2 separate regions of the Homo sapiens genome follow, and region 2 is linked to region 1. Evidence: chromatin contacts called from ENCODE Hi-C data. All regions are on one chromosome and are shown on one strand. The core of a region is the stretch at or near the end of the contact, and the rest is flanking DNA. Distances in the headings are between cores, read along the strand shown.

Evidence for each region. Hi-C counts contacts between places; a loop is a spot of excess contacts on that map. Pooled maps may share reads with other maps.
Region 2: a loop to region 1 is called in a map with no recorded cell type, with 3 times the contacts of the local background. The contact joins two enhancer-like sites. A Hi-C loop is called at or near these places in 1 of 168 maps with a recorded cell type or tissue (IMR-90), 2 of 37 single-sample maps with no recorded cell type and 3 of 50 pooled maps.

Annotation. Positions count from the first base shown.
Region 1 is chr5:78,107,995-78,113,248 of GRCh38, forward strand. It overlaps AP3B1 (adaptor related protein complex 3 subunit beta 1), which reads right to left. Exons shown (of 27, transcript NM_003664.5): 20 at 2,213-2,360. Among named protein-coding and RNA genes, the nearest start is that of AP3B1, 180 kb to the right of the region's middle. Within about 2 kb of position 2,002, at least 3 of the 41 ENCODE cell types and tissues checked have a DNase peak (open chromatin) inside an H3K27ac peak, as active enhancers do.
Region 2 is chr5:78,266,181-78,271,434 of GRCh38, forward strand. AP3B1 (adaptor related protein complex 3 subunit beta 1) reads right to left here. Exons shown (of 27, transcript NM_003664.5): 2 at 1,340-1,415. Among named protein-coding and RNA genes, the nearest start is that of AP3B1, 26 kb to the right of the region's middle. Within about 2 kb of position 2,316, at least 2 of the 41 ENCODE cell types and tissues checked have a DNase peak (open chromatin) inside an H3K27ac peak, as active enhancers do.

The DNA.
Region 1 (5,254 bases), core at 752-3,251:
AAACTGAAACAAAGATATTCTCTCCCAACAAGTAGAACACTATGCTTATCTCATAGGACTACCATAAAAATTAACTGTTTTGAAAGCCATATATTCAAGGTAACTCCTAGGTCGCATTTTCATGCTCAGTGCCCTCAAAACACATTGTCTGGATGAAAAAAAAGAAAAGAAAGAGTAAAAATATAGATTTAGTTAGGCTGCAGATATAAGGCATATGAATTTTCAGCACTAACATATTGTCATGCTAAATTAAAGTAAAGTACCCACCATCTGCCTTCATTACTCATAATTTAGGGCAGAAGCCACAACACTTGGTGCAAGGAGGACTTTTCCACAATTATAGTCACCTATTATTAGAAAATAGGTATATTCTGTAATTGCATGGTATACACCAAATCATTCAGAAAGAAACAGAAATAAATAAGTAGTTATGGTAGCTCCAAGGTGGAGAGTACTTATTCCAGTTGCTAAACTAAAGCAAAAAACTCCACAGTCCTGTATGCCTATTATAGATGGGAAAAGGCATTCTAATATAAAGAAAATAAGCCACCTAAGGGAAACACATGAACACAAAACTATCAACAATGTGAGCGAAACCCGAATTTCTCAAAGGCCTTGGTTCACTGCAATAGTTTGAGGTTTTTTATACTGACGTTCTATAGGAAAATATTTTTAACTATCAAGAGATTTAATCTGATCACTGAAAGTCTTTGACAAAGAAGAAACAAACAGAATCACTGACCTGGAGTGCCCCTGTGGTTTTTATCTTCTTTTGTTTTTTTCAGGGGGAGGAAGGGGTACAACACAACATGATGTTCAACCACTGTGGCTTTTTAATGGGATCCTAAAGCTCTGCTTCTAATACTACAGAGGCACTGAAGTCTATAATTTTTCAACTGTTACAAAATTTCCTAAGAATAACTTCTACCACTTGACACTCACTGATTTCTTGTTCTGTCATTTTTAAAAAATACTTCTTACTCTGGGTTGTATTTACTGTCGATTTGTAACTCTCTTTATTTTCAATAACATTTTAAACTTTCTGGTAATTTGATGTAAGTATGAAATGAGAGTACATCAGACTCACTAAGTGATAAGTTTTTATATGAGGCCAGATTAATAAACCATAAAATCTCTTAAGATTTTATGTGAATTTTTTAAAAATAAAAATCTCAGGTTATTTTATATACAGACACAAGTTTTAAATATAAATTCAAGTTTAAGATAGGTTTTAATATATGCAAGAAAATGTGAAATAAGGCAAGACAAATACTAGCCAATTTTTAAAACATTCTTTAACAATAAATCTCTGGATGGGGGAGGGCAATTGTCTACTTCAATAAATTAATTTTCATCCTTGCCTACTCAGATAACATATTGAAGAGATTCCAGTTAACAGAACAAATAAACGAAAACAATATTGGATTAAGAAGAAATTGAACTGAATCAAAGGCAGAGTTTGGCCATATTTTCAACAAACAGAATAACACAGTTGTATATAAAAATACTATACTTGAAGTCTAGCATGAACATGGTCCAGTTATAGGAAGGGGGTGATTATTAAAGACCAAAAAGATAATTATCGTTAGGTCTGAATTCTATATTTTTATTCTTTTAACTAGACTTGAAATCAGATAGAATACATTTTATATTAATAACTATATTTTTGCAATTTATACTTTATTTTTTTCCTGCTAAGCAGGCAAAATTCAGTGTTAAAAATGTTATTACCAAAAAGCATTATTATTTTATTATATAAGTGGTTCCATTTGTTTTTAAATAAATGGCTACGCAAATTCTTACTAACTAAAGAATGTATACTCTTTAATTGAAGCCTTAAAACACACTCTATTATGCAAAATGCCCAATATTTTTAAAAAGTGAATAGTCTCAATTTCTTATGATGTATGTACACTTATAATTCTTTGCTCAATACTATTTTTGTGACTTCCTTTCACTTCCCCTTCAGCAAAACCCCCCCCTTGTCACAACCTAGCCAAGAACAAAAAAGGTCATATGCGTAAGAGTTCCTTGATTTCAGTGGCAAGGGATGAGATTTTTTAAAGTTTCTAGCATTTCTGCAGAGTTGGGTTATAAGGGAAAGGCTTATCTAGAAAAAATAAAATCACAGGAGTAGATGAGGATGGTGTTGTCTATTTTAGTTGCTATAAGAATATTTACCTTCAATTACAACAAATGTATAATCTCTTACCTTAGTGACTCTTCTGGATTCAGATTCACTTTCAGGTTCTGACTCTGATTCAGAATCGGAAGAACTGTCTTCTATTGAACTAGATTCGTCATTTGAAGAATCTGAAGTTTTAGATTTTTCATTTTCCTTCTCCCCATCTTCAGAATCACTACACATAATAGTAAATTTTGAAATATGAACTTTAACTCCTTTATATAAGCAGTTTATAAAAAAATTGTTTTTAAATTCCAGAATACATTAATGAGGTAATAAAAAAGGTATTACCCATAACCAAATAAATTAGAACCCATTCAAATTCAATTCTATCCTGTCATACAAATTTCAAATGCAAAAAGTCATAAAATGACACTAAACAATATAATCAAAAGCAATGTAGAAAACATTAAATGTTTGATTTACCAAGAATTAAGTACTACCAGTAACAACGTTAAAGATATTTAGGCTGATTTTTTAAAACGCTATCTCAAAATACTGTGCCTGTGTGTGTGTGTGTGTGTGTGTGTGTGTGTATGTATGTATACATACATGTATATATATACGTATATACATATATATTCATGTATATATACGTATATATATACGTATATGAGACAGGGTCTCATTGTACAGTGGTGCAATCACGGCTCACTGCAGCCTTGACCTCCCGGGCTCAAGCGATGCTCCCATTTCAGCCTCCCAAGTAGTTGGGACTACAGGCATGCACCACCACATCCAGCTAATTTTATATTTTTTGTAGAGACAGGGTCTCACTAGGTTGCCTAGGCTGGTCTGGAACTTCTGGGCTCGAGTAGTCCTCCCAACTTGACCTCCCAAAATATTGGGATTATAGGCTTGAGCCACCACACCTGGTTTAGTAATATATTTAAATATTTATATATCTACTTCTGCTAAAATAGACTTGTATTTTATACATTTTCTACCCAAGAAAATTACTTACACAAGTTCCCAAATGTGACCTTAAACACATTCTATGAGAAAATGTTAACCAGTTCAAAGGAAATTCTTCTAAAGTACTATCTTGCTAAAAATTTAAGCTAATCAAATATAAACTTTTAAAATATCAAATGATCATACCTAAGTGCTTAACACCATTCATTTGTTCACCTGCTCAACAAATATTTATTAATTATTGACTACATGTTGGCATTATGCTAGGTGCTAAGGATAACGATGGTTAGTAAGACACAGAGGATCTCTGTGTGTCTACCCTACAGGGTCTACGGTCCACTGGAGGATACAGATAAGGTTGCAGTGATAATACAGTATAATAAGTAATAAGTAATAAATTATAGCGTGTCAGGAGAACATGTGGAGAGACACCTAAAAAAACTTGATCCAATTAGGAATGCTTCCTGGAGAAAGAGACATATAAGCCAAGATATAGGAGTAAGGCTGGCAGATGGGCAGGGAAACAGTTCTCCAAGGAGAAGGAATAACATGTGAGATGACCAAACACCCTTCTCTCAGGGGATGACAAATGCCTTGTGGTGCTTTATATTTTCCTGGAAACTAAAGGTCTAGTTCTCTCTACCACATGTGTGTGTATTTTTTTAAGAATCTACTGTGGGCCAGAAAGGGCTAGGCACTTCATACCAATCATACTAATTATCTAATTTAAATGCACTCTTCCTGGGTACATTATTATCCCATTTACAATAATGAAATTAATATTTAGAAAGGTTAAATAACCTGCTCAAGGGCACATAACAAGAGGGGCAGAACTAGAATCTGAACTCAAGCCTGTCTCATTCCAAAGTCCGTATTTTTTCCACTATGTCATACTATCTCCCTTCAAATGAAAATACCTTGGAGTGTAAAATTTAAATTTGGTCATAAATATTTATGATTACTAAAGGGTGGTTTTTGAAGATGTTTAAAGCTTATTAGGAGCTTTAAAAAATTATCATACTGGCAAAGTTAAAAAAAATTCTGAGACAGAAAAATACAGGGGGAGGGAGAGGAGTGAGACAAGGAAAGAATCAATATTTCCTAGAATTGATTTTTGTGGAGGAAATATGATTGCTATTTATTAAAAATGGAGCCATGGTAACATCTCAGAGCACATGTAATTATATTTGAAGACTGAAAAATATGTTGTTGTTTTTCCCTGGCAAAAAAATGGCAATTTATTATCCCCAATTCACTGGTTAAAATGTGTACTTAAAAATATAAGGTTTAGAATGTATTTGTGGTTCTCTTTGTAATAAACAATTCTTTTAAATTCAAACATGGGTAAAGAGAAAAATCCATTTCTGAAGAAAAGAATAATAAACCTAATACATGACTACAAATTTTGAGTATACTGACTTTTGCCATCTGAAAGGACATTTCATGCACTGAACAAAACTTTCCCTTTCTAGAAACAGGACATGTTTTATAACTCGTATCATCATAGACATGCTGATATTAAAGCAGAAGTACAGGATTTCTCTCAAAGACAAGGCTATTATAAACCAAGTAGCTCCTTTGCTGCAACAAGTGAATGATTCTAAATATATTCAACTTCTAGCTTTTAAGATAAGATTTTAAAAGTAAAAGTGTTATTTTATTATGCATCACTCAATTTTGATGGTAATTATTGTTTACCTTACTGCTTAGAGTTTCAGATGTTAATCTAATGAAAAGAATTTACTGGTAACTAGGTTTTTAACTTTGCAATGATGAAAAGCCTGTATTAATTTAACCTACAGATTTCATTTGTTCTGAACAGGAAAAACAATATAAATCACTTTTAAAATCATTAAATCCTGACTTAAATTAATAAAGTCATAATTAGGGCATTATGCTGTGTTTGTTATGGAAGTGGCAGGGAGAGCTGCTTTAATTACTGTCTGTAATAAAAGGAGCAGAGAGCGTACTGCGCCCCAATCAGTGCTGTCAGCCACGACTGAGCCGGGCTGCAAGCTCATCAAGTGAGCGGGCAGCAGGCTCCCGGGGAAAGGACCATCATGTCGGCAGAGGCCACTCGCTGACAGCAGCGGGGAAAACAGAGTTGCACAATCCAAGATATTAGACCCAATTACTCAAAATTTTAATGACACT
Region 2 (5,254 bases), core at 1,066-3,565, 160 kb after region 1:
AATGAAATTTGAACCATATTGTTAGGGGATTGGTGTCACTTAACTAAACTGTAGTAACTGAAATTCATATGTATAAAAGCCATGCAAAGCAAGAACTGCCTGCCCATAAATACTCCTATGTATAGAGCATAACATTAACAAATCAAAAATTTACAATGGAATCCTCAAAATTGCCCCTATACTGCCAAATGACATAAACATGAAAGCAAGGATCAAGTCACTTACAGATGTCCTACAGATACAATTAGTACTTGACTTTAATATATTTGATTTTCATACCACCTCACTTTTTAACAGAGCATGCTGATACCTGTTATTTGGACTTTAATATATCAAGAAAGGAAAAGAGATCTGAAGCTCTCATACGATGGCACTGCCTGCTGGAAAACAGTATTGTTTTAGTTGTGTCATCGCCTTATTACAGTAGTTTATTTAAGCAATTATGCAAATGTATTCAATTTTGACCTTATTATATAAAATTAAGTGGAAAATAGAATCAGCAATGGTGGTGATAAAAAGGATAGTGTTAATAAGAAAAATCAGTTTTATGAATTTGATTCCAGTGAAACAAAAGCAAAACTCCTGAGCATCAGATAGTCAGTGGAATTAAGCAAGTTTTTTCTCTGTGAATGTGGAAAATCAAATGAGTACGTACAGAGAGTGCAACATAAATTGCAAAACTATTTTACTAAAGATGGTATATACAACTAGAACCCTGGAAAAATAAAAAATTAAAATTAAAACATTAAAAATAATTAAGGAACTATATTATATCTTTAATTCTCTGGCAATAGAATCCTCATAACTTATTAATCAATTGTTTATGTTTTGCTTTACAGCTGAACACTGGTGAATGCTCTTATATTTAATAATATTTATTAGAAGTTCTAGGCTTCTAAACTGAATAAAGTGTTTCTATTGGTAGTAAGAGAATTTAAAAAACAGATGAAAGTATGCTCAGAACATTTAGGCTGTGAAAGGACAAAAAAAATCATTCTTTAGTATCCCTCTGTGTAGGAAGTCAAAATAGCTTGTATATCATCTTATTTTGTCTTCAAAATGACTAACTACCTCATTCTCATAGTAGAAATACCTTGAAATTAGATACAGGGAAATTAAAACAGAGAAAAGATAAAATTAAAACCTAAGTTTCTTGATTTTTGACACTTCAATAATGTACTTTTTTCTTTAACATTTTTGGACAGGAAATTCTAAGTTAATATTAAGGGCAAACAGAATATTAGACTTGGTATTTAACGTATTTTTATATATATATATAATAATATGATCACTGCTTGTCCATTTTTCCAAAATTGAAGTAAATGAGTATTTTACCTACCCCAACAATCCGCTTCATAGCATCCAGTTTAGCAGAATCTTTGTTGCTCTCTAACATTTGCTTTAGATCTTCATTCCTATTACAAAAGAGAAGAAAAAAAATCCATACTTTGATTTTTATATTAGATAGCTTAAAATATATCATTTTCATAAGAATTAGAAGTAATATCATGGGCAATGTTAAATAACTGCAGCAAGAAGGTGGCCATCTGCAGGCCAGAGAGAAAGGCCTCAGCAGAAACCAAACCCGCCAACACCTTGATCTTGTACTCCCAGGCATTAATTGTGAAAAAATTAATTTCTGCTGATTAAGCCACCCAGTCTGTGGCATTTTGTTATGGCAGCTCTAGCAAACTAATACAAGGGTTAAATGTTACAAACTGTCATTGCAAGAAAAAAATAAGTAAAAGCTAAGCACATTTTTTTCAAAAGGAATAAATGCAATGAAATTTATTATGAAAAAAATGAGCCTTACTTTCCAAACAGCTCATAAAATTAAATGCAATGGTGACCAGTAGAGAAGACAAAATACAATTAAATAATTAAAACACCTACTTCTTCCTAATTAAAAATACAGCTTGAAAATATTTAAACAGTAGAGGTAGTAATAAATAAAAACTGTCTCTGAGAACATACAACTACTACACATACTATAAATGTTCACCTTAAGGAATTTAGGATCCCTGCATAAAACTTTTCAGGCTCTTTCAGATTTCACAGGTAACAGAAAAGGGAGAGAAATTAATGGAACTATATATGTAACTGTATTTTGTTCTTCTACTTTTTGCTGTATTTTCCTATTTACTTAATGACTATGTATACTTTTATAATGAAAAACCTAAACCCTAAAAGAAACCTTAAAAAAATCTTACTGAAGTTAGGTAAGAAAAAAAAAGAATTCGATAGGAACTAAATAGAAAGGAAATGTGGTCACACATACACACATGCCAAAAAAGAAAACAATTTTCTCCTGCTTGTTCCCCTTTTCTGTTCCCCAAAGTGTCCCATTATTCTCCTCTACCAGTTTTATCTGGAGAGAGAAGTGAGCAATGAAGAGGAATGAAGTGTCAATTTTTAGAACAGCCCAACCTCTAATTCCAGGCATAGTCTTACTCGTAAACTAATGGAAACTTGGTTTGCTCATCTAAAGCCCAAATTCCCAGAGTGCCCAGAACAAGCACCTGCTCTCTGAAACTAAAAACAAGAAAACAGAATCTCAATATTAAAGATAAAGGTTTTGCTCTTCATGGTTAACAGAAAAGCTAGTCTTCAACAACAAATACTGCATTAATATAGGAAGAGAAACTAATAATTCTGAGGTTCAGGGAAGAGACAAGAAAAATCCTAGGCACTGTTTCAACCTGATGTAATATGCAGCTTCTCACGTATGTCATAAGGATCTATTTAAAATTCTGATATAAATTACATGTTTCTTCCCAAATTCTTCTTTGCCTGTCACCAAAACAGTAAAGATTTAGGAAAGTTAATACCATAACACCTACTTTACCCTCAAAATACATTAACTTTTATTAAGTTCTTTTAGGTCTACCTTCTTCATTACGTAGATTCAAATATGATCAGTTAACATGTATTACTGCATAAATCTTAGATACTATTTTGTTAAATATCAATATTTGAGTCAAAATAATGCTGAATTAGCAATATTTTCCTCAACTCTTTGCTGAAAACAATAGTTGTTTCAAATATATTCATTTTTAATTTACCTGTGTCTTCATTTACCTAGTTACCTGTAGCTTTCTAGCTTTGAGTATTAGGATACCAACTTTATTTTTACATAAGTGACATCTTGTGGTGTTAAATGGTATAACTTTTCCTTTCATGTTCAAAATAGGCCAGTTTTAAGTTTCAAAGGACAGAGAAGAATATATAACTGAACATTTAAGGCAAATCTTACTATTACCAGGAAAGTCATTCTTATTTTAGCCCCAGAATGAACTAGTAACTATAACTGAAAAATAAAGTTTACCAGTTATATATAAGAACTAGGGATGTGTTAGGGCTATTATGTAGTGTAAATTACCTCTCTTTTTAATCAATCTATAATCCATAACTCATTAAAACCTTCTACTCCTTCTAAAGACAACATAAATTAAGGGGAAAATTAAGACTATGTAGTACTGTACACTATATCAGTGCTACTTAAAGTATGATCTGAGAAAGTCTGGTCCAAGAATCATGACTAATTCACAAATTTTTGTTACCAACCCATGAGGAGATAGGTACCAAAATTCAGAATAAGCACATTGAGAACCGTGACGGAACAATTTGACAATGTAATTTTATGTTTATTGAGTCTAATTTAAAAAGTGGGGCTTGTATTTTATTTTGTGTGCCTTTTTCATTTTATTTTTCTTTAATTTTATTATGTTTTTGTTTGTTTGTTCTTTCTTTTGAGACAGAGTCTCACTCTGTCACCCAGGCTGGAATGCAGTAGTGTGATCTCCGCTCACGCAACCTCCGCCTCCTGGATTCAAGTGATTCTCCTGCCTCAGCCTCCTGAGTAGCTGGGATTACAGGAGTGCATCACCACACCCAGCTAATTTTGTATTTTAAGTAGAGATGGGGTTTCATCATGTTGGCCAGGCTGGTCTCGAACTCCTGACCTCAGGTGATCCACCAACCTCGGCCTCCCAAAGTGCTATGATTACAGAAATGAGCCACCACGCCTGGCCCATTTTATTTTTCTAGTAATTTATTTTTTATTGTATTTTGTAGAAGTATCCATCAATATTGGACTGGAAATTTTAAAAAGAAAAAAGAAAGGACTTTTACCATTTGAGAGCCCCACACTACAAAGTTACCTTCTTTTTCCTCAAAATTATGGTACACCAAAATTTATATACCATAGAAAGCAACACCTAAAACTTACATCCAGGAAATCATGGACTGGAAAAGTGATAAGGAATAGCAATTTCCAATCAGAGATACATGCCCAAAAAAGGATGTATAAAAATATTCAACGAAGGGAAGGCTGGACCTTTATGGAGCCCTACCAAAAAATTCCAAAACACAGGCACCTCTTTAGGCATAGAGAACCACTCCAATAAAAGATGCTACTATCCAAGTGGTGCGCTGCAAATATGAATGGATATGCAGAAAAAACGCTGGAAACAGAGTCAGAACTTACCATTTCCCAGTGCTATGTAGCCAAAGGGAGTGGCCCTCATAATAATAATGTTTTTGTGCAAAACATTAAGGCTTAGGAACATTTTCAGTTCACTTAGGATCTAAGCTTCCCTTGCAGAGTGCTCAGAACTTTGGCTCTTTCTGTTGACATCTGATACCCATGACCACTACTCTTTCATCTTGAAATTCCCTCCTCCTTTTGATTCTGTAGCTCTATTCTCATCTGGTTCTCCATTCGCATTTGTGACACAGCAATGAACAAAAATGACAGAAAAACCCTTGCCCTCATAGGGATTTCATTCTATTAAGTAAAAGAAACAACAAACATAATAAGTAAGAAATTTTTAAGTCATGAGGTAATATAGGGGAAAAACTTTTGGCACAAAGCCTCCACTTAATAAATGCAACAGTGAATAGAAACAAAAAACTCCATTGCTAGTGTCTTTACCTGCTCACCCATCTATTAACTTTCTAGGCAGGGCACAGTGGCTCAAGCCTGTAATCCCAGCACTTTGGGAGGCTGAGGCGAGAGGATCACCTGAGGTCGGGAGTTTGAGACCAGCCTGACCAACACGAAGAAACCCCATCTCTACTAAAAATACAAAATTAGCCTGGCATGGTGGCACATGCCTGTAATCCCAGCTATTCAGGAGGCTGAGGCAGGATAATTGCTTGAATCTGGGAGGTGGAGGTTGCAGTGAGCCGAGATGGCACCATTGCACTCCAGCCTGGGCAACAAGAGTGAAACTCCATCTCAAAAAACAAAAAA